Regions from separate parts of the Homo sapiens genome. Here region 1 is linked to region 2. A link is a loop called in an ENCODE intact Hi-C map of the cell type or tissue named here. Cell type or tissue: CD4-positive, alpha-beta T cell. All regions are shown on one strand. Each heading gives the region's core, and the rest is flanking DNA. Links, peaks and the distances in the headings are about the cores only.

Region 1 (16,762 bases), core at 4,615-12,614, 340 kb before region 2:
ACTAACACAGGAGCAGAAAACCAAACACTGCAGGTTGTCACTTATAAGTGGGAGCTGAACGATGAGAATACATGGACACATGGTGGGGAACAACATACACTGGGGCCTGTTCAGCGGGCGAGGGGAGAGGGAGAGCATCAGGAAGAATATCTAATGAACGCTGCGCTTAATACTTAGGCGATAATACTTAGGTGATGGGTTGATCTGTGCAGCAAATCACCATGGCACATGTTTACCTATATTACAAACCTGCACATCTGCACATGTACCCCAGAACTTAAAATAAAAGTTGATGAAAAAAAAAGTAGGCAAAGGACATAAACAGATATTTCTCCAAAAAAAAGACATACAAGCAGCCAACAAACATGAAAAAAATGTCCCACATGACTAATCACCAAAGAAATGCAAATTAAAATCACAATGAGATACTATCTCACATGAGACAGAATGGCTGTTATTAAAAAATCAAAAAATAACAGATGTTGGTGAAGCTGTGGAGAAAAGGGAAGGCTTATACATTGTTGATGGGAATGTAAATTAGTTCAGCCACCATGGAAAGCAGTTTGGAGATTTCTCAAAGAACTAAAAATAGAACTACCATTTGACCCAGCAATTTCATTACTGGGTATATACCCAAAGGAATATAAATCATTCTACTGAAAACACACTTGCATTCATATATTCATCACAGCACTATTCACCATAGCAAAGACATGGATTCAACCTAGGTACCTGTCAACAGTTGACTGGATAAAGAAAATGTGATTGATAGGTGTGTGTGTGTGTGTGTGTGTGTGTGTGTGTGTGTGTGTGTGTACTATGGAATACTATGCAGTCATAAGGAAAAACAAAATCATGTCCTTTGCAGCAACATGGATGCAGCTGAAGGCCATTATCCTAAACAAATTAATGCAGGAACAGCAAACCAAATACTGCATGTTTTCATTTATAAGTGGGAGCTAAATTTTGGGTACAAATGGACATAAAGTTGGGAACAATAGACACAGGGGACTGTCAGAGTTGGGGAAAGAGCAGGGCAAGGTTGAAAACTACCTATTAGGTACTATGCTCACTGCCTGGGTGATGGGACCATTTGTATCCCAGACCTCAGTATCAAATAATATACTCATGTAGCAATGTACCCTCTTCACATATATCCTCTGAATCTAAAAAAGATTCTCAGAAATGAAATGAAAAATGATCTGGATGATTGTAACTTTATTAAACAAAGACCAGTTTGGTTAAAGAAAAGAAAAACAGTGTGAACACATAAACTAAAAACACATAAATCTGCTACATAGAGAAATCTGTTGGCTTAGCTTAAAGAGTGTTTTTAAACAAGTTGTTTGAGTTGAAAGTTAAATTACAAAGGCAGTTTTAAGAAGATAGTAGCCCAGAGTTTTTTTGCATGCCTTAAAGATGAAAAATGGCTGCAGAAACCAGCCTCCCTGGCAGGCATTTTTATCACATAAACCAATTAAACAAGTCCCTGCAAAGTCTAAAGAAAATGTTTTGACCTTACATGACATGATTCTTGGACTTAAAAGGAAACTCAATCTTTAGGAAAATCATGTTACAAAATTAAATTCTTAAATGTTTTCACTGCTGCTTGGGCTTGAGAGTAAGAAAGGATAACAACAAATTTCAAATCTTGAAAACCAGTCAGAAGAACTGTAGATCAGAAGTGAATAATGTTTTCAATCCATTCTCTCTGAACCTTCTGCTCAGTCTGAGAACCTGACTAACAGAGGAGAGATGAGAGAAGAACTTTGTGAGCTAATTTCAAAATGAGATTTACTGATCTGCCCCAGACACGTTCTAGCTTTCTGAATGAGAAAACTATGGAAGTCATAGGACAGCAATGAACACTTCGCTGCGGTTTTAAATTTCTTAATATGTGTCATCAAAACGTTTCTTGTTTAAACAAGTATTAAGAATGGGGACAGAAAATCTGAGTTACTCAAAAATGTTTTTAAACAAGGAATGGAGATTGAATTTTATCATATGCTTTTTCTAGCAGATGCTGAAAATATTATTTATTTATTGTTTTGTGGGTTGACCTATTACAGCAACATAAAATATTAGTAACTTTTTCTTTTTTATTTTCAGTCATCCAAAGGAATTTTTTTTTTTCCTAAGACAAGGTCTTGCTCCATTCCCAGGCTGGAGTGCAGTGGTATAATCACAGCTCACTGAAGCCTCAAACTCCTGGGCTCAGAAGATCTTCCTCCCTCAGCCTCCCAGGTGGCTGGAACTATAAGAGTGAGCCACCACACTTGGCTAATTTTTTGTTGTTGTTGTAGAGACAGAGTCTCACTATGTTGCCCAGGCTGGTCTCAAACTCCTGGCCTCAAGCAATTCTCCCACTTTGGCCTCCCAAATTGTTGGGATTATAGGTGTGAGCCACCATGCTTAGCCAATAACTTTTCATAAGTTAAACCATTTCTGGGATAAAATCCACCTCATTGTATTGGACTATTCTTTCACACTACTTTCATTTGCTGAGTAAACTCCAGACTTTATGCTCACAAGCATGATATCCCATTGCAGAACACCTTTGTCAGGTTTCAATATCAAGTGAATGCTCAGTTTAATTTAGTTCATTTTTCTTATCTTTTTCTATAACATGAAACATATTTTATATTATAGAGAATATATACTCTTTAAGAGTTTAAAGGAATTTAGCAATAAAGCCAAAAGACCTCGAAGTATTTGTTGAAGGTAAGCATTTAACCATAGTTAAACTAAGATAATAGTCAAGAATCTGACAAGAATGATATTTTCAATATAAACTTTAGTTATATTGCTTAACTAAATATGCTTAAGCATATTTCATTTTTAGAAGATATTAAGTGGGAATGTCATAACTCTTTTCTAGACCCCATATGCAAAATACATGCTTTACATTCAGATCATAAACTCACTTAATCCAGTATCCATGCACACCTGATGAAATGTTACCCTGGTTGAAGGCTGCATATCTATAATAATTGTCTTTTTTCATATATTGAGATTGCAAATCTCCATGAGTTCCTCTGCCTGTTTCCTGACATTTTGAGAATAAAATAGAAAATTATACTTTTTGCATAGAAAATACAATGATACTGTCCTACTGCTGTTAGGTATTTGTAGATTATAAAGAAGCAAGGGATGAGATTCCATCTGGATTCTCTGTGGTGCTTTTGCAGGTCTTTTTATTCTAATCTATTTTATCAGCACTCTATTTGAAACCAGGATTTATCCTTTCAAATGGGAATTATGGGCCATCTCTTTTATTTTTAAAGGTATTCTATAAATTGTCATTTGCTTCAATTCACTTCACTTTCCATGCAGGCAAAGCCATTTGCAGTCAAGAATCATAATTACTTGCCTGAATCTGGCAGACTGCTGATTAATTCTTCACTTACTAACAAGAAATGATAAAGCTACATGAAGAACAAAGATTGTTATAATAGTGTCTTTTTGTGAATGCTACCTGACTACTTTGCTCACAGAAATAAAAACTGAGAATAATTGCTTAGTTACACTACTGAAGAATTTTTAAAAGCAAAAAGATGTCCAGCAATTCCACTTCTGGTTATATACCCAAAAGAATTGAAAGCAGGGACTTTAACAGACATTTTTACAACAAAATTTATAGCAGTATTATTCGCAGAAAAAGGTGAAAATATTCTAAATGTCTATCAATGGATAAACAAAGTGTGGTATAAACATGCATTAGAAAATTATTCACCCCTAAAAAGAAATAAAATTCTGATGCATCAAGAGAATAAAAAGATAAGCCACAGACTAGAAAAAATTGCAAAACACACATCTGAAATAACTGGTATATAAAATATACAAAGAATTCTTTATACTCAACAATAGGAAAGCAAACAATTAAATTAGAAAACAAGCAAAATATCTGAACATACACCTCACCAAAGACGATATCTAGATGGCAAATAAGCATATGAGAAGATGTACAACATCCTGTGTCACTAGGGACTTGCAAATTAAAACTGCAATGAGATACCACAGTATACCTACTAGAATGGCAGACATTCAAAACACTGACAACATCAAATACTTCCAAAGACATGGAGCAATAGGCACTGTCATTTACTGCTGGCACAAATGCAAAATGGTACAGCCACTTTGGAAAAAAATTTGACAGTTTCTTACAAAACTAAACACACTCTTACCACACGATCTAACAATCACACTCATTGGTATTTACCCACAAAGTTAAAAACTGACATCCATACAAAAAATCTGCCTAAATGATTATAGCAGCTTTACTCATAATTGCCAAGAGTTGAAAGCAATTAAGATGTCCTTCAAGAGGTGAATGAATAAATAAATTGTGGTACATTCAGACAGTGGAATATTCCTCAGTGATAAAAATATATGAGCTACGAAGCCACAAAGACATGGAAGAAACTTAAAAGCATATTACTATGTGAAATAAGCCAATCTGAAAAGGCTACATACTATAGGATTCCAACTATATGACATTTTTGAATAGTCAGTACTATGGAGACAGTAAAATATTGGTGGTTGCCAAATATTAGTGGAGAAAGAGGAGTGAACAAGTGCAGCGCAGAGAATTTTAGGACAGTGAAACTATTCTGTACAATACTACAATGGTGGCTACATGTCACTATACATTTGTCAAAAGCCATAGGATGCACACCACCGAGAGTGAACCTTAAGGTAAACTATGAACTTTGGGTGATAATGTTGTGTCATTGTAGATGTATCAGTTGTAACAAATGGACTGCTCTGGTGTGGAATGTTCATAGTTGGGGAGGCTCTGGAAGGGGCAAGCAGAGGGAATATGGGAAGTATCTATACTTTCCATTCAGTTTTCTGACACTGAATTTTCTGAAACTGAATGGAAAGTACAGAGATTACTTTGCTTGGCCTGAAGGGAAAGTGAAGTGAATAGAAGCAATTGGCAATTTATAAAATACCTTTAAACACAAAAAAGATGTCCCGTAATTCGCAATTGAAAGGATAAATCCTGGTTTCAAATAAAGGTCTGAAACTTCTTTTTTAAAAATCTATTTAAAAAAAATTGATACATGCTATGACATAGATAAACTTTAAAACATTATGCTAAATGAAATAAACCAGAGACAAAATGACAAATATTATATGATTCTACTCATATGAAATAGCTAAAATAAGCACATTTATCGGGACAGAAAGTAGAATAGTGGTTACTAGTGGTTGGGAGGAGGGGGTAATAGGAAATTGTTTAATGGATACAAAGTTTTGGTTTGGGTTGATGAAAAAGTTCTAGAAGTCAGCATGATAGCAGAAGGGGAGGTCCCCGTCTTTGTCTCGACCCCTCCTCTCCCCCATAAAGAACAACAATTGGACAGCTATCCATGAATAAAATTCACTATAGAAAAGCCAGGAGCCTACTTAAAAAGCTATAGAAACACAGTAAAGCAAAAAAAGAAAAAAAAAACACACAAAACCTTGAGAATAACTGCACAAAAAAATGGTTTTATTTTGCCTACAGCATCCCATTCACTAGGTCAGAACTGCTCAACATGGAAACTCCCCAGCTCTGGAGTTCCCCTCACAGGAAAAAGCACAGTGAGGTGAACAACCAGCTACCCCAGCCTTTCAGGACCCTGCCTAAGTGACCCACCTCAGTTTCACCTCACCCAGATTGCTGGTGAGACCAACATTGTTGAGACATCCGGTGATGACTAGGGACACAAAAAGGTGGGAGTTACCATTATCAGTTAAGCTGCAGGAACCGCCAGGGTCCCAGGGACTTTTTCTGCACAGGACACCAGCAGCCTTTTCCACTGAGGACGTCCAGAGCCCTGGTGGCCACCATGCATGCCCCACAGATTTCACTCCTGAGAACGCTGCACTGTTCACCATCACAAACCCCGGTGGTCTGTTCTGCAGAGGACTCCAGCAGCTTTTGCTGCCTAGGAAAGCAACAGCCAGAAAAGCCACAGGGGACCCCTTTAGCTTTCAACACCAAGGGCCTTGAAGTTTATCACCTTTGCATTATCTAGCTGCCTGAGCTGCTATTCCTCTCCTCCCTTCTCCCTGGAGCCACCCCCAGCCACTACTACTGGGGAATCCCTGGCCTGGATACATAGCACAGCTGCAGTGTACGTGCCCACAAGTAGCCTGGGCCCCTACCACAGGCCCCAGTTCCCATTGCCACATGTGCAGCCGTGTGCACGTGTGCAGCCAGCCTCAACCCCCCTTGCCAGGCCTCACACATCCACGCATGTGCCCATAGCTGGCCCATGTAGCCACATACTTGCTTACTGCCAGTCTCACTGGTTGCCACTGCATGTGCACTTACAGCTGATCCTGCCCCCCATTGCCTGCACTCACCACTGTGCTTGCACCCATGGTGGACCCCTGCAGCCTGACACCTGTCACCAGCCTTCACTGCTGTGAGCAAATCTGCAATTAGCCCTGCAGCCACACACATAGACACCACCAACTCTAACTCCTATAACTGTATGACATACACTGTCAACTCCCAGTAATGAATGTGTCCACAGTTGGCCCCAGCCCCTCCCCTAGCCCTGACACACATGTGACACATGTGTGTCCACAGCTAGCTTCTGTCACTATGCACAAGTCTGCACCCAACTTCTAAAGCCAAGCACATGCATACTGCCAGCCCAAGCCCCCATTCCTGCTGCCTGCTCCCATCCCTTATTGCTGAACCTGGAGAAGCTACTGAGGTCCCCAACAATCCTAGCTGCCACCATGAAACTCCTACAGCTATTGCTGCCTAGGATCACACAGTTGCTAATGTCATGAATCCTAGCTGTCTGAGCTGATGAGACACAAAACATCCCCTCCAAACCTGGAGCCACCACAAGCTCCACACTTGGCACAGCACACTACTAGATCCAGTGCCAGAACAGACTCCAGCATGCCCCACCCCACTCCTTCAAATGAAAGACTTTTCTTAGGGAAGCCAGTCCATAAAATCTGAAAAAGTTGACTGCTTCTTCAAATGTGCAGACACCTACTCAAGGCTATAAGGATCACAAAGAATCAGGTAAACATGGCACAACAAAAGTACACAGTAAACTTCAACTAACTGAGCCCAAAGAAATGGAGATCCACAAACTGCCTATCAAAGAATTTAAAATAATTATTCTAAAAAGCCTGAGTGAGCTACATGATAAAGCAGATAATTTAATGAAATCAGGAAAAATGCAAAAACAAAATTGAAAGTTCAACAAGATAGAAGATATTTTAAAAAAAAAACAAATTTTTGAGCTGAAGAATACAATGACAACTAAAACATGCAATTAAGAAGTTTAACAGCAGACTTAACTGAACGGAAGAAAGAATAAACAAATTCACAGATGCGTTATTTAAAATTATCCAGTCAGAGGAGAAAGAGGAATAAAAAAATTAGAAAAAAGTCCTATATGATTTATGGGACACCATGAAGAGACCTAATATTTCCATTATTAGAGTTTCAGAAGAATAGAGAAAAGCACAATGCTTGTTTAAATAAATGCAGGCAGAATAATTTTCAAATCTGAGGAGATCTATGAATGTCCAGGTATATGAAACTCAAAGATTTCAAATCGATTCAACACAAAGATTTCCTTAAGAATCATTATAATCAAGCAAAATCAAAGACAAATAGAGTTTGAAAACAGCTTTGAAAAGAAATGAAGCGTATTACACACAAGGGAACCTCAATAAGGCTATCAGAAACCTTGAAGACCAAGAGGGAGCAAGATGATATATTCAAAGTGCTGAAAGAAAAAAACTACCAACCAAGAATACTTTCCTTGGCAAAGCTGTCCTTCAGAAATGGGAGAGATAATAATGACTCCCAAACCAACAAAAGGGGAGGGAGTTCATCACCACTAGACTTTCCTTATAAAAAACACTAGAGGGAGTGCTTAAGCAGAAAGAAAAAAATACTAATTAGCAACACAAAAATATATGAAAGTGTAAAACTCACTGGTAAAACTTAGTAAAATTTCTAACTTTACACTTCAAGGAACTAGATGAAAAACAAATTGGGCCCAAATTTAACAAAAGTGAGAAAATAAAAAAGATCAGAGCAGAGATAAATGTAATAGAAATTAGAAAACCACTGGGAAAAATTGGTAAAACTAAGACTTTTTTTTTTTAAAAAGATAAAATTGAGAAACCTTTAGCTAGACAAAAAAAGGAAGACTCAAAATCAGAAATGAAGGAGACATTGCAACTGATACTACAGAAATACAAAAGATGATAAGAGTCTACCATGAACAATTATATAGCAACCAATTGAATAATCTAGAAGAAAAGAAATAAATTCCTAAAAGCATTCAACCTACAAAAAATTATCAGGAAAAAATAGAAAACCTGAATATACCAATAATGAGTAAAGAGATTGAATTATTAATAAAAAATTCCTTAACAAAGAAAAGTCCAGGAACAGATGGCTTCACTGGTGAATTCTACCAAGTACATAAAAAAGAATTGGTACCAACCCTTGTTAAACTCTTCCAAAAACTGAAGATGAGAGAACACTCTGTAACTCATTTTACAAAGCCAGCATTTCCCTGATACCAAGCCAGACAAGAACACTACAAGAAAAGAAAATTACTTTTCAAGCTAGTATCCCTGATTAACATAAATGCAAAAATCCTCAACAAAACACTAGCAAACCAGATTCAACAGCATATTAAAAAGATCATACACCATGATCAAGTGGGATTTGTTCCTGGATTAGAAGAAAGATCTCAACAAATTATGTAAAGAGCAAATGTACCTCAATATAATAACAGCCATATATGACAAGCCCACAGCTAACATTATATTTGATGGTGAAAAGCTAAAAGTTTTTCCTTTAAGTTTAAGAACAAAACAAGGTTGTCCATAGTCACCATTCCTACTTTACATAGTGTGGAAGCCCTAGCAAGAGCAATTAGGCAAGAGAAAGTAATAAAAATATCCACATCAGAAAGGAAGCAGTTAAATGTTCTCTATTTGCAAATAACTTAGTCTTACGTAAAAAAAAATCTTAAGGACTCCATCAGAAAACTCTTAGAACTAGTAGGCAAATTAAGTAAAGTTGGAGGACACAAAAATCAACATATAAAAAGCAGTTGTACTTTTATATACTAACACCCAACTGTCCAACCATGAAATCAAGAAAGCAATCCCATTTACAATAGCATCAAAAAGACTGGATTACTTAGGAGCAAACTTAACCAAAGAGGTGAAGGATTTCTACACTGAAAACTACAAAACATTGATCAAAGAAATTGAAGAAAACACAAATAAATAAAAAGATGTACTATATTCATATATTGAAAGAATCAATATTGTTAAAATGCTCCTACTACCCAAAGTAATCTATAGATTCAATGCAGTCCTTATCAAAATTCCAATGACTTTTTTTATAGTATTGGAAAAAAATTCTAAAATTTGTATTGAACCATGAAAGACCCCAAATAGCAAAAGCAATCTTGAGCAAGAAGAACAAAGCTGTAAACATCACACTTCTTGATTTTAAACCATATTATAAAGCTATAATAATCAAAAAAAGTGTGGTACTTGGATTAAAAACAGACACATAGACCAATAAAACAGAATAGAAAACCCATAAATAAACCCAAGCATAGACAGTCAACTAATTTTTGACAAAGACACCAAAAATACACTATGGGGGAAAGAACAGTTTCTTGAATAAATAATGTGAGGAAACTTGAAAAGCCACAGTTTAAAACAAAAGAAAAGAAAGAATCTGGGCCAGGCATGGTGGCTCATGCCTGTAATCCCAGCACTTTGGGAGGCTGAGGTGGCCAGATCCCCTGAGGTCAGGAGTTTGAGACCAGCCTGACCAACATGGAGAAACCCCATCTCTACTAAAAATACAAAATTAGCTGGGTGAGGTGGTGCATACCTGTAGCCCTAGCTACTTGGGAGGCTGAGGCAGGAGAATTGCTTGAATCCAGGAGGCAGAGGTTGTGGTGAGCTGAGATCACCCCATTGCACTCCAACCTGGGCAACAGGAGTGAGACTCGAAAGAAAGAAAGAAAGAAAGAAAGAAAGAAAGAAAGAAAGAAAGAAAGAAAGAAAGAAAGAAAGAAAGAAAGAAAGAGAGAGAGAGAGAGAGAGAGAGAGAGAGAGAGAGAGAGAGAGAGAGAGAAAGAAAGAAAGAAAGAAAGAAAGAAAGAAAGAAAGAAAGAAAGAAAGGGAAAGGAAAGGAAAGGAAAGGAAAGAAAGAAAGAAAGGAAAGGAAGACCTACAGCACACACAAAAAGGGGTTCAAAATGGATTAATAACTTAAATGTAAGAGCTTAAACTATAAAACTCCTTGACAAAGCATAGAGGGAAACTACTTGTATTTGGCCTTGGCAATGGTCTTTTCAATTTGACACCAAAAGCATGAGCAAAAAAAAGCAAAAATAAACAAGTAGGACTATATGAAAATAAAAGCCTTCTGTCCAGCAAAGGAAACAACAAAATGAAAAGACATCCTATGAATAAGAGAAATATTTGTAAACCATATATGTGGTAAAGGGGTGACACCCAAATATATAAGAAACTCATACAACTTATTATCAAAAAACAAAAACATTTTCAGTCCTATATTCATTGCAGCATTATTCACAAGAGCTAAGATATGGAAATTAAATTCAGCCTTTAAAAAGAAGAAAATCCTGCCACTTGTGACAATATGGATTAACCTGGAGAACATTAAGCTAAGTGAAACAAACCAGACATAAGATAACAAATACTGTATTATCTCACCTATATGTGCAATCTAAAAAAAAAAATAGTCTAACTCATAATAACAGAGTAAAATGATGGTTACCTGGAGGTGAGAAAAAAAAGCAAAGATATTAGTCAAAGTGTACAAACCTTCATTTATAAAATAAATAAGAACTAGAGACCTAATGTACAGCATGGTGATTATAGTTAATAGTAATGTGTTGGATTCTTGAAATTTTCCAAGACAGATCTCAAGTGTTCTCACTACACACACACACACACACAAATGGTAACTATGTGAGATAATGGATATCTTAATTAGCTTAATCATAGTAATCATTTCACAGATGTATAGATAAATGAAAAAAATCATGCTTTAAGCCCTAAATATATACAATTTTTTTGTCAATCATGTGTCAACTAAATGGGGGGGAAGTTCCAGTGATGAATGTTGGTGACGGTTGTACAATAATGTGAAAGCACTTACTACAACTGAGTTGTAATTTAAATAGGTTAAAATGGTAAAGTTTATGTTATATATATTTACCACAATTTTTTAAACAAGCAAGTATGAGAAAATCTTTGTTTCATATTTTTAGATTTATCTGTTTCCAGTGAAATCACCTCATAACTAAGTTGAACAATGCAAATGGTCCTGATACACCAGTATTTTCATTGTATCTGACTTAAGATTTGGAAAATAACTGGACTTTCTCTTTTTCTTAGACTCTCCTTATTCAAAGATGTAAAATTCTACATAAAATGTCTTCCAGGTTTTCCATTCCAAAATGGCCAAATAGGAACAGCTCCAGTCTGCAGCTCCCAGCATGATTGATGCAGAAGATGGTGATTTCTGCATTTCCAACTGAGGTACCTAGTTCATCTCATTGGGACTGGTTGGACAGTGGGTGCACCCCATGGAGAGTGAGCTGAAGCAGGGTGGGGCTTCACCTCACCAGGAAGCACAAGGGGTCAGGGGATTTCCCTTTCCTAGCCAAAAGAAGCCGTTACAGACTGTACCTGGAAAATCTGGACACTCCCGCCTAAATACTGTGCTCTTCCAATGGTCTTAGCGAACCGCACACCAGGAGATTATATCCCGCACCTGGCTCGGCACGTCCCATGCCCACGGAACCTTGCTCACTGCTAGCGCAGCAGTCTCAGATCGACATGCAGGGCAGCAGCCTGGCAGGGGGAGGGGTGTCCACCATTGCTGAGGCTTGAGTAGGTAAACAAAGCGGCTGGGAAAGCTCGAATTGGGCAGAGCCCACCACAGCTCAACTAGGCCCACCTGCCTTTGTAGACTCCACCTCTGGGGGCAGGGCATAGCTGAACAAAAGGCAGCAGAAACTTCTGCAGACTTAAACGTCCCTGTCTGACAGCTCTGAAGAGAGCAGTGGTTCTCCCGGCATGGTGTTTGAGCTCTGAGAATGGACAGACTGCCTCCTCAAGTGGTCCCTGACCCCCGTGTAGCCTAACTCTGAGACACCATTCAGTAGGGGCTGACTGACAGCTCATACAGGCAGGTGCCCTTCAGGGATGAAGCTTCCAGGGGAAGGATCAAGCAGCAACATGTGCTGTTCTGCAGCCTCTGTTGGTGATACCCAGGCAAATAGGGTCTGGAGTGGACCTCCAGCAACCTCCAACAGATCTGCAGCTGAGGGACCTGACTGATAGAAGGAAAACTAACAAACAGAAAGGAAAAGCATCAACATCAACAAAAAGAACATCCACACCAAAACCCCAACTGTAGGTCACCAGCATCAAAGACCAAAGGTAGAAAAAAAAACACAAGATGGGGAGAAACCAAAGCAGAAAGCTGAAAATTCTAAAAACCAGAGCACCTCTTCTTCTCCAAAGGATCGCAGCTCCTCACCAGCAACAGAACAAAGCTGAATGGAGAATCATTTTGATGAGCTGACAGAAGTAGGCTTCAGAAGGTCAATAATAACAAACTTCCCTGAGCTAAAGGAGGATGTTCGAACCCATTGCAAAGAAACTAAAAACCTTGAAAAAAGATTAGACGAATGGCTAACTAGAATAAACAGTGTAGAGAAGACCTTAAATGACCTGATGGAGCTGAAAACTGTGGCGTGAGAACTATGTGATGCATGCATAAGCTGCAATAGCCAATTGGATCAAGTGGAAGAAAGGATATCAGTGATTGAAGATCAAATTAATGAAATAAAGCGAGAGGAGAAGTTTAGAGAAAAAAGAGTAAAAAGGAATGAACAAAGCAAGAAATATGGGGCTATGTGAAAAGATCAAATCTACATTTGATTGGTGTACCTGAAAGTGACGGGGAGAATGGAACCAAGTTGGAAAACACTCTTCAGGATACTATCCAGGAGAACTTCCCCAACCTAGCAAGGCAGGCCAACATTCAAATTCAGGAAATACAGAGAATACCACAAAGATACTCCTCGAGAAGAGCAACCCCAAGACACGTAATTTTCAGATTCACCAAGGTTGAAATGAAGGAAAAAATGTTAAGGGCAGCCAGAGAGAAAGGTCAGGTTACCCACAAAGGGAAGTCCATCAGACTAACAGCGGATCTCTCAGCAGAAACCCTACAATTAGAAGAGAGTGGGGGCCAATATTCAACATTCTTAAAGAAAAGAATTTTCAACCCAGAATTTCATATCCAGCCAAACTAAGATTCATAAGTGAAGGAGAAATAAAATCCTTTACTGACAAGCAAATGCTGAGAGATTTTGTCACCACCAGGCCTGCCTTACAAGAGCTCCTGAAGGAAGCACTAAACATGGAAAGGAACAACCAGTACCACCCACTGCAAAAACATGCCAAATTGTAAAGACCATTTATGCTAGGAAGAAACTGCATCAACTAATGGGCAAAATAGAGGAAGATCTACCAAGCAAATGGAAAGCAAAAAAAAGCAGGGGTTGAAATCCTACACTCTGATAAAACAGACTTTAAACCAACAAAGATCAAAAGAGACAAAGAAGGCCATTACATAATGGTAAAGGGATCAATTCAACAAGAAGAGCTAACTATCCTAAATATATATGCACCCAATATAGGAGGACCCAGATTCATAAAGCAAGTCCTTAGAGACCTACAAAGAGACTTAGACTCCCACACAATAATAATGGGAGACTTTAACACCCCACTGTCAATATTAGACAGATCAACGAGACAGAAGTGTAACAAGGATATCCAGGACTTGAACTCAGCTCTGCACCAAGCAGATCTAATAGACATCTACAGAACTCTCCACCCCAAATCAACAGAATACACATTATTCTCAGCACCACATCGCACTTATTCCAAAACTGACCACATAGTTGGAAGTAAAGTACTCCTCAGCAAATGTAAAAGAACACAAATCACAACTAACTGTCTCTCAGACCACAGTGCAATCAACTTAGTACTCAGGATTAAGAAACTTGCTCAAAACCACACAAGTACATGGAAACTGAAAAACCTGCTCCTGTACGACTACTGGGTAAATAAGGAAATGAAGGCAGAAATAAAGATGTTCTTTGAAACGAATGAGAACAAAGACACAATGTACCAGAATCTCTGGGACACATTTAAAGCAGTATGTAGAGGGAAATTTATAGCACTAAATGCCCACAAGAGAAAGCAGGAAAGATATAAAATAGACACCCTAACGTCACAATGAAAAGAACTAGAGAAGCAAGAGCAAACAAATTCCAAAGCTAGCAGAAGGCAAGAAATAACCAAGATCAGAGCAGAACTGAAGGAGATAGAGACACAAAAAAATCTTCAAAAAATCAGTGAATCCAGGAGCTGGTTTTTTGAAAAGATCAACAAAATTGATAGACCACTAGCAAGACTAATAAAGAAGAGAAGAGAGAAGAATCAAATAGATGCAATAAAAAATGATAAAGGGGATATCACCACTGATCCCACAGGAATACAAACTAACATCAGAGAATACTATAAACACCTCTATGGAAATAAAATAGAAAATCTAGAAGAAATGGAATGATTCCTGGACACCTACCCCCTCCTAAGACTAAACCAGGAAGAAGTTGAATCTCTGAATAGACCAATAACAGGCTCTGAAATTGAGGCAATAGTTAATAGCCTACCAACTAAAAAAAGTCCAGAACCAGAAATATTCACAGCCAAATTCTACCAGAGTTACAAAGAGGAGCTGGTACCATTCCTTCTGAAACTCTTCCAATCAATAGAAAAAGAGGAAATCCTCCCTAACTCATTTTATCAGGCCAGCATCATCCTGATACCAAAGCCTGGCAGAGACACAACAAAAAAAGAGAATTTTAGACCAATATCCCTGATGAACATCGATGCAAAAATCCTCAATAAAATACTGGCAAATCGAATCCAGCAGCACATCAAAACGCTTATCCACCATGATCAAGTCAGCTTCATCCCTGGGATGCAAGGCTGGTTTAACTTATGCAAATCAATAAACATAATCCATCACATAAACAGAACCAATGACAAAAACCACATGATTATCTCAATAGATGCAGAAAAGGCCTTTGACGAAATTCTACAGCCCTTCATTCTAAAAACTCTCAATAAACTAGGTATTGGTGGAATGTATCTCAAAATAATAAGAGTTATTTACGACAAACCCACAGCCAATATCATACTGAATGGGCAAAAACTGCAAGCATTCCCTTTGAAAACTGGCACAAGACTGGGAGGCCCACTCTCACCACTCCTATTCAACATAGTGTGGAAGTTCTGGCCAGGGCAATCAGGCAAGAGAAAGAAACAAAGGGTATTCAATCAGGAAAAGAGGAAGTCAAACTGTCCCTGTTTGCAGATGACATGACTGTATATTTAGAAAACCCCATCATCTCAGCCCCAAATCTCCTTGAGCTGATAAGCAACTTCAGCAAAGTCTCAGGATAAAAAATCAATGTGCAAAAATCACAAGTATACCTATATACCAATGACAGACAAATGGAGAGCCAAATCATGAGTAAACACCCATTCATAATTGCTACAAAGAGAATAAAATACCTAGGAATCCAACTTACAAGGGATGTGAATGATCTCTTTAAAGAGAACTACAAACCACTGCTCAAAGAGGATGCAAACAAATGGAAGGACATTCCATGCTCACGGTTAGGAAGAATCAATATCGTGAAAATGGCCACACTGCCCAAGGTAATTTATACATTCAATGCCATCCCCATCAAGCTGCCAATGACTTTCTTCACAGAATTGGAAAAAACTACTTTAAAGTTCATATGGAACCAAAAAAGAGCCCACATTGCCAAGGCAATCCTAAGCCAAAAGAGCAAAGCTGGAGACATCATGCTACCTGACTTCAAACTATACCACAAGGCTACAGTAAACAAAACAGCATCGTACTGGTACCAAAACAGAGAGATAAACCAATGGAACAGAACACAGGTCTCAGAAATAACACCACACGTCTACAACCATCTGATCTTTGACAAACCTGACAAAAACAAGAAATGCGGAAAGGATTCCCTATTTAATAAATGGTGCTGGGAAAACTGGCTAGCTATATGTAGAAAGCTGAAATTGGATCCCTTCCTTACACCTTATACAAAAATTAATTCAAGATGGATTAAAGACTTAAATGTTTGACCTAAAACCATAAAAACCCTAGAAGAAAGCCTAGGCAATACCATTCAGGACATAGGCATGGGCAAGGACTTCATGACTAAAACACCAAAAGCAATGGCAACAAAAGCCAAAATAGACAAATGGGATCTAATAAAACTAAAGAGCTTCTGCACAGCAAAAGAAACGACCATCATAGTGAACAGGCAACCTATAGAATGGGAGAAAATTTTTGCAATCTACCCATCTGACAAAGGGCTAATATCCAGAATCTACAAAGAACTTAAACTAATTTACAAGAAAAAAAAAACAACCCTATCAAAAAGTGGGCAAAGGATATGAACAGACACTTCTCAAAAGAAGACATTTATGCATCCAACAGACACATGAAAAAATGCTCATCATCACTGGTCATCAGAGAAATACAAATCAAAACCACAATGAGATACCATCTCACTCCAGTTAGAATGGCCATCATTAAAAAATG
Region 2 (16,762 bases), core at 3,943-11,942:
TGTCTAGGAACTATGCATTAAGTCTGGCATTGCCTTAAAAATTTAGAATCTGATGTAACTCATCAAATCAAAACTCAAAATTATGATTCTAAAATTTGATTGCAAACTCCCCAAACAGTTTTGAACACATGAAAGTCTGAAAATTGCCTTATAAGGATGACTTCTTGAGATTTACCTATTCAAGAGTAAAGTTGGGGGATGATAAAGAAAATGAGGTTTTGATTCACTGAAGGGTCCTGCTCACCAAGTTATTTGAGCAGATAGAAGGAACTGCTACTTTGAAGACACTGAAAACATTATATTTAATCATTTGGCTATGGGACATCATGTGATGTTCTCAACCATCTCACTACTTCTGGGAGACCAATATTAGAAATATCAGAATTTTAGTACTGAGCAACCTTTAAACTGAGGAAGGAATTTTCAGATAATGTCTCAATATCACATGGAAACAAGATTCAGATGAAATCAAAGAAAAAATTTTCTTTCCAAGAGCATTCTTTAAAATTTTTCAGAACTTTCTATATTTATTTTGGGAGCAGGTATGATGATCAGTCAGTAGAGGAGAGCAAGGAGGAAGGAGACCCACCGTTTAGCAACTCCAGTGCTCTAGGTGATATGTTCAGAAGCTGATGCACACATGTTAAGACATCATTATCTCCATTTTATAGATGAGGAAAGAGAGGGCAGCATTGTTAGTCACTTATTTTAAAAAGAGCTGGAAGGAAAAAGCAGCTTTTTTTTTTTTTTTTTTTTTTTTTTTTTTTTTTTTTTTTTTTTTGAGACGGAGTCTCGCTCTGTCGCCCAGGCCGGACTGCGGACTGCAGTGGCGCAATCTCGGCTCACTGCAAGCTCCGCTTCCCGGGTTCACGCCATTCTCCTGCCTCAGCCTCCCGAGTAGCTGGGACTACAGGCGCCCGCCACCGCGCCCGGCTAATTTTTTGTATTTTTAGTAGAGACGGGTTTCACCTTGTTAGCCAGGATGGTCTCGATCTCCTGACCTCATGATCCACCCGCCTCGGCCTCCCAAAGTGCTGGGATTACAGGCGTGAGCCACCGCGCCCGGCCAAAAGCAGCTTTTAAAATGAAAAACTATTAGTGGTATGTGTATTGTTGAAGGACAGAAAGTTTCATTCACCTAATATGTTCATTGATTTGCAAGGTGAAGACTATATCAGCGGGAGCATAAACTTTAATGTTTCTTGTGACATAGGGAGAGCAGATGGGTACACCCATTGTGAGCCCTTGAACAAGCAGTCTCAGAGACCCTGCACCACAGGCACAGGCACAGACCTAAAGTTAGAATGCACTGCTGCCAGGACCCACTGTTTTGTGGCCAGGGAGCCTCTATAATAATGTTGTCTGGGTGCTGCAGACTAACTAGCCAGGGCCATGACATTGCAGATGCAGCACAGCTACCAACCAACCTAGGCTCTCCAAGCATGGCTGGCAGCACATTTGTATTTCTGTCCGAATTTTCCATTCGAAATTGGTCAACAGCTGGAATGCTACGTTTGTCTTGGGTTGGCCAACTTCCTGTATTGTTTTCTATTGTTATCCCTTAGAAAAGTAATAACAAAACATTATATAAAAGTAATTATAAAAGTCTATTAAAATTTCAGAATGGAGGCATTTCTTAGGTTCAAAACTAGGATTCTGATCAAGAGATGAGACTTACCTTTTCTTGCACTGCTTTTAAAATAAGAAGATCAATAAAGTTAACTAAAATATTAATATATGCATCTTTAGGATACTCAAAACATAAAACTGATTTTTAAAATAAAAATATTGCATCTAATCATGAAATTATTGGTCATTGTTCTTTCTGTGGCATTATTTGTGTTATTCCAGTGTAACAGATATCTAGACTTATCAAAACACTTTACACTACACGTATTCAAAATACAACATATATATAAAGAACACATATAAGGAAAATTTCCAGCACTGTGTTTATTCCATTCTCAAATTTAAAAAGAAATTCTCCAGGAAATAATTTTAGTAACTAAAAACCAAGAGATGTTTTTAAGTATGAATTTTCTTAAATATACACAAAAATTTGAGAATTAGGATATGTGCTTATTTATATAATTATTTACTGGAGATTTCTATTTCATACCAGACATGTATTTAAAACAAAAAGTTTCTAGCACAGTGGATTTGTGTTGTTTATTCAATATTATGTTAAAACTCATTTCTACTTCCTTTTCAGATATGTATAAAACATCAATTCTCTTCTCCTTTTAAATATATATGCCAAAATCATGCAAACTCCTCAAAAGACTATCCAAGATCTTAGGAAAAAAAGTTGTTTACTCAAAACTGTTTTCACTGCATTAAGGTTTAAGGGTGGATTTTAATCCACATTATATGCTCAGTCTTAGACCTTTGGGCTGTTTGTACACATGTGTAACAGCAATATTTTATTAGTATCCAACCTGCAAAAAAGGAAGACTTAAAGAAATGAGGCAATAGAAATATTTTTACTGTGAGAATGAAGGGTCAATTTAGAGATGAAATATGGAAGGATAAAAGCAATGGAGACAGAAAGGTCAATTAGATGAGCATCCCTTAAACTATTCAAAGTCTCACCTACAGAATGATGAGGCTCAAATCAAGGACTCTTCAAAGAGCCCATTCATTCCCCTGTCTTAAAAAAGACAAAGTGATGTCAAGAAGGACATTTCACTGAAGGTTGGTCATTAGAATTCCACCTGAATTACACTCTAATCAAGAGGACCTCCTACTAACAAATTAATTAGGTTTTTAATTGATGGTATGTGTATTGTTGAAGGACAGAAAGTTTCATTCACCTAATATGTTCATTCATTTGCAAGATGAAGACTATATCAGTGGGAGCATAAACTAACAAATTAATTAGGTTTTTAAATCTTAAGCACAACTGATGAAATTATGGCTTAAAAGTAGATTGGATAAGTAGAAAATCATTAAGTTTGTTTCTATTTTATTCAGAGAAGTTAGTACATGTTCAGCTAATCTATTCTCTTCTGGGAACTTTATGAGGGTGAGGGGTAGCTACTTGGTAGAAGAGATATGGTAAGAGAGACATGGAAATACAATGAACTCTGTTTTGGCTTGAATGTCCCCACTGGGTCATTTAAATAGCAAATGACTGACTTTCGTGTTTATCATTATTTCTTAAAAATAATAAACGCACATACACAAATTAACTTTATTACCTCAGATGATTCATTTGGAACTACCAGTATTATGCCTTAAGGAATGGTTTGAAATGAAGATATCCTTTTCTTTTTTTAGTAGGGAGACTACTAGTGACCCTTAAACCAATGGGCTGCAGGTTCTACTTCAAAGCTTATGCAGTATCTGCTTTAATAAACATTTTAATGCAATTACTTACCACTGATAGGAAATTGGGTCTCAATATTGCTCTTCTGTGATTGCTCCTGAATCATCTCTTCTAAAATAAGCTTAAAACCTCTTTCTCTCAGACTCATCAGTCTTAAAATGCACAGTCAGGTAAGCAGCACTGGATATCAAGATAAACTCTTTCTTGGAGCCATGTAAATGAGCTGCAATGAAAGACATATTCGATAATTAAAGTACTTTTTCTGTGCAATGACATAACTGAAAGAGGACAAAGAGGTAACATTAAATTCCAAACTGTTGATATTAACAAAAGAATGATTGTCAGGAATACAAGATCAAGATTTGTAGGATGGAACTCATGATTTGAGTGCCACAATGGAAGAGTATAGCTTTTAAAAGATCAAAGGGAAAGACCTGATAGAAAAAATGGTACACACTTGTATGGCAATCTGTTATCCTAAGGATGGGAGGAAAAAAGGGCATTTGCGCGAAGATAACTAGACAGAGACACAAAAGTAATGGGACAATCTGCTCTAAAACACAATAATGATTCTTTTAAAATTCAGAAACACAGAAGTTGGCACAAAGGTGGTCCTGATAGTAACAGGACATTTGCTGTACATTTAAGTTCTCCTAAAATAAAACAATGAAACACTATTGATTTGTCTTCATGATAACGGTATCTCAGAAATCCGAGAAAGAAAGGAGGGGAGTAGTTAATCTCTACATCGTCCTTATCCTCAAAGCAGCTCTATCTGGTGGAATGGAAGTGATGGGGAACCTTGGAGATGCTTTCATGTCAAGTAAAGGGGTTCTGGGTAGAACCAACAAATAACCTGGAAGTTTTAAAATAATGGAAATGGGAAAATGCCGAGACCAGCTCGGTCGGGGAGACCCTAACCCAGCAGCGCTAGAGGAATTAAAGACACACACACACAGAAATATAGAGGTGTGGCGTGGGAAATCAGGGGTCTCACAGCCTTCAGAGCTGAGAGCCTCAAACAGAGATTTACTCACGTATTTATTAACAGCAAGCCAGTGATAAGCATTGTTTCTATAGATTATAGATTAACTAAAAGTATTCCTTGTAGGAAACAAAGGGATGGGCCGAAATAAAGGGATGGGTTTGGCTAGTATCTGCAGCAGGAGTGTGTCCTTAAGGCACAGATCGCTTATGCTATTGTTTGTGGTTTAAGAACGCCTTTAAGCAGTTTTCCATCCTGGGTGGGCCAGGTGTTCCTTGCCCTCATTCCAGTAAACTCACAACCTTCCAGCATGGGCATCATGGCCATCATGAAGATGTCACAGTGTTGCAGAGATTTTGTTTTGGGGCCAGTTCATGGCCAGATTTTGGGGGGCCTGTTCCCAACAGGAAACTGTTACTCTGTTTTTCAAAAAGGATGTTTGGGAGCATAAGGCGGTAGGTAGGAGACAGAGAAAAACAGAGAGGTGTAGGGGTTTCCAAAGTCCTGTCAGTGAAGGGACATAGCTTAGTGCTTACAGGCACAGATTCTAAAACCAAACTGCTGGTTTGAACCAACTCTATCCCTTATTAACTATATGGCAAGCTACTCAACCTCTCTCTGTGCCTCGATAATCTCATCTGCAAAATGGAGATAATAACTCCATAATAACCTGCCATATTAACTATATGGCAAGTTATTCAATCTCTGTCTGTGCCTCAGTATTCTCATCTGCAAAATGTAGATAAAAACAATATTTTCTTAGGATTAAATCAGTTGGTATTTACAAAGTATTATACATATTTGTTAAACGAAAATAAACCTCAGCAAAATTTTTACAGCAAATTATTAGACAGATGGTTTTTGAACACTTGGAGGAGGAATCAGTGGTCATGAGAAGGCAACATGGGATCCTTAACACGCCACATTAAATTAACCTAATTTCATTTTTTAAAAGAGCTAATTAGATGGTGGCTAGGGGGAATGGGATGAACTTAATGAACCTTGACTTCAATGAAGCACTTAATAAAGTGCCTGTGATGTCCCTGTGAACAGACAGCAAATGGTACGTAGATAATTATGTGGCTAGGAAGTTCCACAGGTGATTAAATAACCATACAAGAAATGTTAACCTGGAGGGAAGGTCTAAATGGTATGGAAATGATTCTGTCTTTGGTTCCACCGAGTACGGTATTTCATTGATGACTTAGACAGAAATACAGAAAACACATTTATAAAGCCTGTAGGTTGAAGATAGGTGGCTGGAAAAGGGGCTAGTTTAAATACAGGCTCCTAGATTATTAAGTTGAACATTACACCTAATACAGAGTTTACTCTAAAATAATCCAAAACATATAATGCTCGCCTTGAAGATATGACCTGGAACTTATCAGCATTTTCTCCTTTTAAACTGATCTAATTTCTAGACTGTTCTTCCTCTCCTTGTGTCAAAAGGCATCAATGTGATGACTACCACGTGGTTAGAATAGTGGCCAAGAACACAGAGTGCTTCAGTTGAGTCCCACGTTTTCTACTTATTAGCGATGTCACTGGAGGCAATTTATTTAACAGTTTTGTGACTTGCTTGTCTCATATTTAAAATGAAGATAATGTAACCTACCTACATAAGATTGTTAAAAGATTAAGAGTTTTCATCTTCATGAGATTGGGTCTTAGCTCAACAATGCCTGGATAATGGTAAATATTTAATAAGTTATTAGATAATATTAAGCAGAACAAGTTTTGTACATGGCCTGAGAACCTCTCCATGAGAATTCCATGTATATTTAAAAAGAATTATGATCCTTCTGTCTTCTCTCTTCTCCAAGGTAAACATGCCCAGGATGTCCACACCCTTCTACATCCTGCTCATTATGCTCTTTGGATGCACTCCAGTTTGCCAACGTTCCTTAAATTTGTGTTTGACCAAGGGGGATATTCAAAATATTTAGTAACCAGATTGCACACCAACAAGTAAAGAACTTGTGAGACTCAGCTAGTACTATGGTACTATGATTCCCTTTATCTTTTAATTCTTTACTATCGCTGCTCTGAATTTGTAATCATTTGACACCTCTGGAATTAGTTCAAACATCCCACTTTCTAAATCACCACCTCCTAAGTATATTAATATTTCTTTGCTACAATTATTTAATCTCACCATGACCTTCTAAGCCATTGATCCCATAAACTTCCTAAATCCATCAACCCTTTAAAAAGTGAGAAATTTTGCTTTAAAAGGAAGCAGAGAAATGGGATAATTGCTGACTTACATTAGTTTTAGTTTGTTTTAAATGATAGATAATATTAGAACATGTTTGAAACTGATGAGAATGATAGAGAAGATAGACGATGTAGGAGAAAGGATAACTAAATTAGTGAGAAACTGAAAAGTCCCAAATTGATATCTATAGCTCCAAATCCTCCACTAGCTCAAGAGTTCTATCTCTAGCTAACTAGTGGCAACTCAATCTGGATATATCAGAGCAATGTTTTTAGCATGGCCCAAACAGATATCTCTCTATAAATCTTTTTCTCCCTGTCATATTTTCCATCTCCATAAATGCTTTCTCCAGTGTCTCACATCATAAACCTAAGAGTCATTCTTGATTTGCATACTGAATTCCATATTCAATCCATCAGGAAATCCTCTCCATTCTATCTCCAGATCTGTCTACTTCACTCGCATTCCATTATTGTTATCCTCCTCTAAAGCAACATCATCTATTGTCTAAAACAGTGCAATAGAACTTTCTGCAATGATGGAGCTTTCTATATCTTTGCTGTCCAATATGGTAGTCACTCGCTACATGTAGCTACTGAGCACTTGAAATGTTGGTATTGTCACATTTTACTTCATTTTAACTAATTTACATTTAAATAGCAACATGGATTGGACAGTGCAGGTGTAGACAAGAGCCTCATAACTATAGACACAATTCACTTTGTCACTCCAGATCAGCCTTCAAATTACTCCCCTGTCAAAACTTATGATGACCTCCTATTGAACTGGAATAAAATCCAAAGTCACTATCATAGCCTGAGCTGCACAATTGGAGAAAGCCTCTCTGCTCCACCACCCCACTTCATTCTAGTCTGTCCTTGCTCAATCTCTCTCTAGTCACTCTGACCTCTGACAGTTCCCTAAGTTACCAAGCTCTTCCCTCATTCAGGGCCATTTTTTCCACTTTTTCTTTTAAAAATCAAATATTTTCTGTCAAGCAGTGCTTTAGACATTGAGGATACAGCAAGAACAAAAGAGACAAAGTTCTGTTGCCAGGAAATTTTAATTCTGGTAGAAGAGACAAATTATAAATGAATGAAAGATAATACTCCATCAGGCCATGATCAATCCCTAGAAGAAAAGGTTAAGGAAGGCTATTTAGATTGTATGATAGAGGAGGTCTCAGGTAAGGTAGCATTTGAATGATTGAGGACGTGAAACTTGAGACAGAATGTGCTTGGTTAGAGGCCTCTTCCTCCATGTGAGGACCCAGTGAGAATGGGCTGTGCCTAAGAACCAGAAAGTGAGCCCTTAGCAGGCACCAAATCTGCTGGCACCTGGATCCTGGACTTCTCAGCCTCCATACTGTGAGAAATAAATATTTGTTGTTTGGAAACCACTCAGTCTATGGTATTTGTTATAGCAGCTTGAATGGGGTGATAGCCTAGCTAACGGGGAAGCCAGGAGAGTAGCAACAGGGGTCTATATTCATTAGGTCCAAAATCTTTACAGAAATTGCATGGTTCATTGAAGTAAAATTGTGCGAGCTCACAAATAAATGCAAATCCCTTCACTGTTATATAGAATTACACAGGCTCATTACAGAAATTCAGGTTGTCTCATTTGTAATCATTTGACACCTCTGAAATTTTGATTAATCTGAGCTTTTAAAGAGGAATGATGTTACCAGTTTGGAGAATATTAAAGAGTGAGAAAGAGAAAAGCAGTCCCTGACATACAGAGAACCTGGTCTGATGCTCGCAGCTGGACCATGTTATTTTCCTGTTGGACATACACTGTCTCACAGGACATCAACAGCAGACAGGGCGGTGCTAGTCTATGATAAGGTAAGACAAAAAACGGCTGTGTGCAACCACCAAAATACCACTCTCCTCCCTCTCTTGGCTAAAATGAGGAACTGCTACTGCTTTACCAGTTACAGTTTTATCCTTACTCTAGCCAGGCCTCCTTTTGACTGAGATAGCCATCGTAAAATTGCTCTACTTCCTGACAGAAACCAATTCAGAACAAAGTCCATTTCCTTAGACCCTCTCCAAAATTACCCAAAGCTCTACCTCTATTATAGGTTTTTCTAACACCTTCTTACTGAGATACCCCATGGTTTTCCATGGTGTGTATACTCCCTCTCTGCAATGAGTGCAAAATGCAATTTGTTCAACTACAGGTACATTTCTAGGGTCTTTGGTGAAAGGGTATTGACAGGAATTAGGGTTGAAGAGTATGGTGCTATGGAGACCCATGGTTCATCTTAAGGAAAACCAATAGCTTGAACTTATAAATCTTCCCCTCCTCCATACCCCAATTGCTTTATAATCTAATAAGAGCCATACTTACTGATAGGAAAGTTAGGCAACTTTGGAACTTCAAAGCAAAATTCTGAACTTAATGGTGTTATAAATCTGGAACTATCATAGGAGGGGTCAAGGTCCCTGGAAAAAGAAAGCATCAAAATCCTCCTCTTGACCTGTGCAATAAATGGATTTTAATGGTGTCCTAAGTGGCAGAACTAAGAGGAAACTAGAGAAGTTGATGCAATACTCAATTACAAAATGTTTCAAAAAGTTTCCCTCTATGAGTCAGTCTCATGATGGAATACTGCCAAATGCTCAAGCATGACAGACACTATGTGACCAATACATTTCTAAAGATTATTCAAGCTTGGTAAGTGAGTGTAGCTCACTGGTAGACAGGTGCCTCTCATGTACAAGGCCCTGAGTTTGACTCCCAGCACCTCCAACCATTAATTTCTTAGTCCTCAGCACCACTCATCGGTAAAGATTATTCTGGCTAATGGAACTTTTCTCCACTTTAATTTATCTGAGGTCTAAAAAGGGCCATCTATATTATGAGTATAAAACCTGATACTGGTAACACTGAGTAAATACATTTTCAAAAAAGTTACCATCTAAAAATGCCATTTAGGAAATAAAATCCTTTAAAACATATGGCATCTGGACAAAACCAAGAGTGCCAACTAATGGTTAAATGAGATAGGAATTTTTGTACTAAAAAGTCAAGACAAGCCAGGATTGGGAAGGAATAAAGATCCAGTGAGTGTGATCTCATACTCATCCAACTGTGCTCAATAATGCTATAGGATTCTAATGAAGGATCTGATGAGAAATCACTGACAACAAATGCTATTGTTCCCAAGGCCAATGTAGGTCATGTTTTACATGTATATTCATTATATAAATACTTGGTGCCAGTTAGTGTAGGCCATTTAAGAAAGATAAATTTACAAAGTAGAATTGATTGCTGATATGGTCTATCATAAATATTATATAATCCCAATCACAGTTCAAAGATTCTTCTGTTATAAAGTCTTTAATCATGGCCTTCATTTTATTTACTGTTGTGGAATAAAAAGTCCAAGTGTAATTCAGCATGTTGAGTTAACTGTTAGGATAATCAAGAGATGTGATCTCAACAGAAGTCACTGGAATCAAATCCAATACTGGACATCCTTGAGACAAAGAGAAAAAATATACAATAATCAAAAAGAGAAGTTACTTGAATCTAATTGGAATGTCTACAAGTAGGTCATTAAAACCTAAACTGTAGCATACTTTATTAATTCCTATCATTGCTTCTTGGTATCCACAGATCCTTACTTATGTTTAAATGACTTCTGTTTGGAAAAACGGACCCCCACTTCAAAAGCAAACAGCCTGAATTATTTGACCTTAAATCACAAACTGTAAATCCATTAAGTCACACCACGTCTACATTTCAATTTATTTTTGTCACTCCTATTTCATACATGATCTTATTTAGGTTTCACAATCATAAGATACAGGTATTATTATCTTCAGTCTAGAGGTGTGTGAATTGACACTTGATATTCAAGAGATGTGACCTAAGATCTTTAGGACTTCTCTAAATTTGCAAATGCCATAGTAATATTTCACTTCCCCCATAACTGCATAAAACATAACTTCAATATCATTTATGAAATAGCATTAGCACTATTTTTGTGCTGGTTGGCCCCCTGCCAGGAGGTGGCATTTTCCAGAGAGCACCAGCTGTGGTCGAATGGGGAGGAACAGGTGATAGGCGGGCCCCTAGAACTCCCAAGAGTATATGCCCTCTGCAGTGACCAAGGTGGGTAGGGAAGGACCATTAGGTGGGGGCAGGGCTAAGTGTGTCTGAGCTCAGACTCTCCTTGGCCAGGTCTTGCTACAGCTGCTGTGGGAGATTGGGGTGAGGTTCCCAGGTCAATGGAGTTACATTCCTAGGAGGATTATGACTGTCTCTGCTGTGTCATGCAGGTTTTCAGGGAAACTGGGGGAGAGCTGACAGTCACAGACCTCACCCAGCTCCACACAATCCAAAGGGCTTGTCTCACTTCCACCATGCCCTCTCCAAAAGCACTGAGTCTGTTTCCAGGCAGTGGGTGAGCAGAGCTGGAGAATTTGTCCCAGGCTACCCACCTCCCAGCTGCGAAATCAAGTATGGCTTTCCTTCTATTCCTGCCTGTGGAGTCTGCACACCAGATTAACACCCTCCCTTGAGTTCTGGCCAGGAGGCTTCTTGATCAGTTCAAATTGTTACAAAGTTCAGTTGGAGAGTTCCTTCTCCATGTGGCCTTTTCCCAGTACCTCTAGCTGCCCTCCCAGAGTACCCCTGTGAGTCCAGGCAGAAACGGTTTGCTAAGGCACCAAGCAATCTCCCAAGGCTATGATTGTATTTAATTTTTCCTCTCATGGAATATAGAATAAGAACATTCAGGGTCAATACACCCAATTAAACTTTTATAACATATTTCTTTATTCTGATTATAAAAGCAATGCATATATGCTCATTATAGAAAGTTTCAAAAATAGAGTCCAAAGGAGGAGATAAAAAGTTGTGTTGGGTATGGTGGTTCACGCCTGTAATTCCAGCACTTTGGGAGTCCATGGCAGGAAGATTGCTTGAGCCCAGGAGGTTGAGACCAACCTGGGTAACAGCAAGACCTCGTCTCTACCAAAAAAAACAAAAGTGCTAGCCAGGTATGGTGGTGTGTACTTGTGATCCCAGCTACTTGGGAGGCTGAGGTGGGAGGTTCACTTGAGCCTGGGAGGTTGAAGCTGCGGTGAACCATGATCACACCACTGCACTGCAGCCTGAACAGAGCAAGACCCTGTCTCAAAAAAAAAATCCTCCTATAGTCCCTCCTTTAAGCAACCAATATTCATGTTTTAATGTAAATCTTGCAAAGTCTTTCTATGCTGTATATGTTTAAAAAATTGTATTCCATTTTATACCATTACAACATTTTCCCCCTATTTAATTTATTGTGACCATTTTTCCATGCTACTAACTACCTCATATAAATTATAATGGCTCTATATTTCTTATTCACATAGACATATCATAATTTCTCATAGCGTGTTTTATCTGCAATCTTAAGAACACAAAATGAGTCAGATCTTGAATAAACCTCACACATGGGGTATATAAATCTATTATAATTCTTCTGTCACGAAAAACATGTCTACATTAAAGGTTTTCTATGTTTATCTGAAAAACAGAATGAATATATGTAATAAGAGTCTCTTACCTGAGTTAACCCCTACTCATACATTAGCTCTCAGGCAGGAGGATTCGCCTAAGCAAAATAGACACGTTTGTTAACCCATTCATCAGCTAAGGAGCTACCTCCTTATTTTCCACTCCTACTCTGCCTTAGCTGAAATGTCATTACCTTTATTCAAATAAACAATTCTTGAGTACTATTTACCACGCATAGTTATAGGTTTCAGGGATATAGCAGAGGGCATGCTTGCTGAGGAACAGCAGCAAGGTTGGCATGGCTGGGTATGAAGTGAGCACTGGGAAAAGTAGCAGGGGAAGACATCAAAGGGATAGTCAAGAGCCAGATCCTATAGCATCTTGTAGGCACTATAAGGACTTTTACTATGAATGAGTTAGGAAAACATTGGATTATAAACATGATCTCAATTACTCATTTTAAAATGATCACTTTGGCTATTACACATAAAACTGGCTAAAGGAAGGCTGTACCAAAATATTATGGTGGAATTGTTCAGAAGTAGTAGCATTCTAGCTCTATTTTACTGAAAGACCTACTGATGAGCTATACTTGATGTGGAATGTGAGAAATCAAGGTGGACCAAGTTTAATGGCCTGAGTAATTAATTAGCAAAATGGAGTTGCTATCTACTAAGGTGGGAAAGATTGGTGGAGGAAGAGCTTGGAGGCAGGGGTAGGAAATCAAGGGTTCAATTTTGGTCATGTTAAGTTTGAGATTCTTATTAGATAGCCAAGTGGAAGGGGAGACACTTGGATATACAGTGCTAGTGTTCAATAAAGAAGCTGGGACTGGATATATAAATTTGGAAGTTATCACTGTATAGATGGTATTTAAAGCTAGAGAATGGGTGAGATCACTAAGGAAGGAGTATAGGTAAAGAAAGGAAGAGAGTCAAAGACTGGGTCCTGGGATACCTCAACTGACAGTGATAGAGAAAATGAGGAAAAACCAGCCAAGACTCTGAAGGAGACCAGTGAGCTCTCCTTTTTTGGAGACCAAAACAAGTGAGATTTGAGGAGGGAGAGCTCGTCTGTGTCATGACTGAGAAGGGACTACCAAATCTGGACTTGTGGAAGTCATTGATAGCTTCAGCAAGAACAGTGTCCATGAAATGGTAGGAAAAAAATAAAGCCATATGAGGATAAATTCAAGAAAAACGAGAGGGCAAAAGGGGAGACAGTGAGTATAAATAACTTCCATGGAGTCTTGCTAAAAAAAAGAGAAATCCAAGTTTTCCTTGATTCCCTTCCCTGTCCTCCATCGAAGTAAACAAGCTTCCTCTGTTATATATTTTTGTTGCACACTGTATTTTTTTCTTTATAACTGATATGGTTTTGCTGTGTCCACACCCAAATCTCACCTTGAATTGTAGCTTCCATAATCCTCATGTGTCTGGGGAGGGACCCGGTAGGAGGTAATTGAATCATGGGGGTGGGCTTTTCCCATGTTGTTCTCGTGATTATGAATAAGTCTCACAAGATCTGATGGTTTTATAAAAGGCAGTTCCCCAGCACACGCTCTCTTGCCTGCTGCCACATAAGACGTGCCTTTACTCCTCTTTCACCTTCCGCCATGATTATGAGGCCTCTCAAGCTGTGTGGAACTGTGAGTCCATTAACCCTCTTTTTCTTTATAAATTACCCAGTCTCAGGTATTTCTTCATAGCAGTATGAAAATGGACTAATACAGTAACTTAATATACTATATATTTTTATATGATTATTGACGATCTCCATTACTAGACTGTAAGTGCTACTATGGCAGGGACTGTCTTGTTCATTGCTCAATCTTCATTTCTTTGAATAGTGCCTGGCATATTCCTACAACAATTTGTTGGTGGTCTGAATAATTCTCGGTTTAAATGTGAGATTTTTTTCTATTTTATGTTAGTCCCTTATGATATACTTACATAACTTAAATTTGATGCAAATTTCTTCTGTTTTCTTTTTCCAACACTTCTTACATTATCATACTAAAATTAAGTAAAATGTTTTTAATGGAAATGCCTCCCAAACTGTATTTCAATTAACATGTCCAAAAAAAAAAGAAACAAAAGGTAAAATGGGCAGTAAAGCAAAGCCTGCTGGCTGATTAAAAAAAAATGAGTGTGAATGGATTAATCTTAAGTACTGAGGGAATTCTAATAAATATTCAGAATTAAATATAATGGCAAATGTTTCTCTATGATATCCGATTTCTATAATTTGCAATAGTTACCCGTTTTCATAATGCTATTAGTGCCTTTGCTCAAACCACAGGATGACGGACAAAGCGTATCTTTCAAAAATCTGGTTACAACTAACACATATGAACTAATCAAACAAGTAAAGAAAAAAAGGACAAATTATTCTTGATATTAGTACATTCAGGAAGTGAATTCCAAAAGAGAAAAGCTACTTGAAACTTCTTTGCTAGGGATAAAAATTTCTGACTGTATTGTCGCAATATTCCAAGTATCCAGAAAAATAAAGAGTATGCTTAGGTGTTAAAAAAAATCTGCTCAATCTTGTACTTCATACAGGTTTAGCATGAGGCCTCCACAGATTACAGAAGTCAGAATTTTAAATATTATATTTTTGTCCTTTCCTAAAGCTGACAAATGAAACAAAGAATTACAATCTATTAATTTACTTATTCGATAACAAAATTTTCCCAATAAAGCACAATAAATTGAACAAAAACATACATATGGAACAAAAGAAGCACAAGAAATTGAACAAAAACAACAAATAGGGAAAAAATGGACTTACCAGAAATACAAAAAGAGTCTCTCAGAGAAAACTCTTCATGGCCAAAATGACATTATATGTGAAAATCGTAAGAGATTTTCATAAAAGTGAATCTCTTTCACATAATTTACCTTGTCCCCAACAACAAAAAAAAACCTTACTATTCATCAAGACAAAGATTATTGAGCAAAGTAAAAAATTCTTATGTTTGAAATTATAAATTTCTGCTATATCAATATAAAAATGGGAAAAATAACTGAATAAAAGCCAATTAGAATAGAGAGCTGGATGTTCCCTATTCCTGAGTCTAAGCAGTTTTAAGACAGTAGTTCTAAATCAACTAGGACATAATGCCCAGTTCTTATGATGTCGGAATAACTTAGGTACATCTTTTAAAAACTATATGTTGTAAGAAAAGGTGACATGGTCTAAGACTGGGTCCTCAGGGAACTAAAAAGTTATTGCTGTCACCAAACTGAAATATAATATTTTTAGCAAGTATATTTGAGCTTTAGCTACATATAACCTTCATTTATCCACAGTGGCCAAATTTATAACAGGCAAGTTGCAGTAATTGCCACACAAGTCAAACCCATTAGTTGGTCAAAATGAAACATTTTAGACAGTATTTCTTAGAACAGCCAGACCCGTGGCGTGAGCCTGTAGTCCCAGCTACTGGGGAGGCTGAGGAACAGGATTGCTTGAGCCCAGGAGTTCAAGGCTGAATACACTACGATCATATCTATGAATAGTCACTGCACTTGAGCCTAGACAACATAGCGAGAACCTGTCTCTTAAAAACCACTTTTTTTTTGAGACGGAGTCTCGCTCTGTCGTCCAGGCTGGAGTGCAGTGGCGCGATCTCGGCTCACCACAAGCTCCTCCTTCTGGGTTCACGCCATTCTCCTGCCTCAGCCTCCCGAGCAGCTGGGACTACAGGCGCCCGCCTAATTTTTTGTATTTTTAGTAGAGACAGGGTTTCACTGTGTTAGCCAGGATGGTCTTGATCTCCTGACCCCGTGATCCGCCCACCTCGGCCTCCCAAAGTGCTGGGATTACAGGCATGAGCTACCGCACCCGGAGGCCCCGTGACTTAAAAAGGGTATTGGTAATAGCAGTTTCCTTCAACCTCCCACTACCCTAAGATTTCTAAAGCACCCCTCAGAAGATGATGTAATCTCATCTGGTTCCCTTTCTTGTGAGGCAGGCTGCTAAATGGTTTGAATACTGTCATGAAGCTCCCTGTAACTGCTCCACTATGAATCCATTTCAGCTTGTAGAACAAGACATATTTTTCCTCCTTCTTTTCCCTATTTATAGCCTTAAAATTAGAAATGTTTATTTATTCACTGGGAAAAATTTAGAGAATTTCAAAAAAAATTACTCATAATCTTATAAAGATGTCCAATTAAACATATTGATCTTTTTAGACCTGTATTTCATTTACTTTTTAAACAAATTTGAATTATATAGTTCATCCTGATTTTCTCACTCAATATGACAGGTGTTTTATTTTAAAAATTATGTGACAATATTTTATTTAATGGCTGCATAAATTTATAATTTATATTATATTTTTGTTAATTATTTAGACTAAGATTTAGACTATTTTCCATTTTGGCCACTATAAAAATGCTGAATGAATCTAGTGTGTTAACATCTCTGCACATACATAAAGCTTATTTTAATAATATAAGTATAGCTAAAAGTTGAGACACCCAGTACTTTATGAACTTAGTTTTGAAAAATATTTCTCTAGAAAACATACTCCAAGTTATACCTCAGTGAGATGAAAATACATGTTATATAACATTTGACAAGTATAATCATTCTTCAAAATTGTTGTCAATTTAGCAGTTAAATTTTCTCATTTGTTTTAAAAAGGCCAAATATTATATTTTTTATGTATTTGTCTATAAATTTCTCACTCAGCTCATTT

What was found. Peaks named below come from ENCODE experiments on the same cell type or tissue, not always from the same donor. Only the 100,000 strongest peaks of a DNase experiment are listed, where the experiment ranks them.
Region 1: it touches region 2 in a loop (2.6-fold over the local background); 6 of 110 quality-filtered maps call a loop at or near these places.

Annotation. Positions count from the first base shown.
Region 1 is chr12:29,080,886-29,097,647 of GRCh38, forward strand. No RefSeq gene overlaps it. Among named protein-coding and RNA genes, the nearest start is that of FAR2, 60 kb to the right of the region's middle. RefSeq lists an enhancer at 5,496-5,545. In CD4-positive, alpha-beta T cell, for the core only: CTCF peaks have their summits at 7,944 and 8,147; no DNase peak of the experiment used is centred there.
Region 2 is chr12:29,419,748-29,436,509 of GRCh38, forward strand. The region is part of intron 1 of OVCH1-AS1 (OVCH1 antisense RNA 1); the gene reads left to right. It also overlaps a transcript of OVCH1 not described here. Among named protein-coding and RNA genes, the nearest start is that of OVCH1-AS1, 39 kb to the left of the region's middle. In CD4-positive, alpha-beta T cell, for the core only: a CTCF peak has its summit at 8,430; DNase peaks (open chromatin) are centred at 8,414 and 9,154.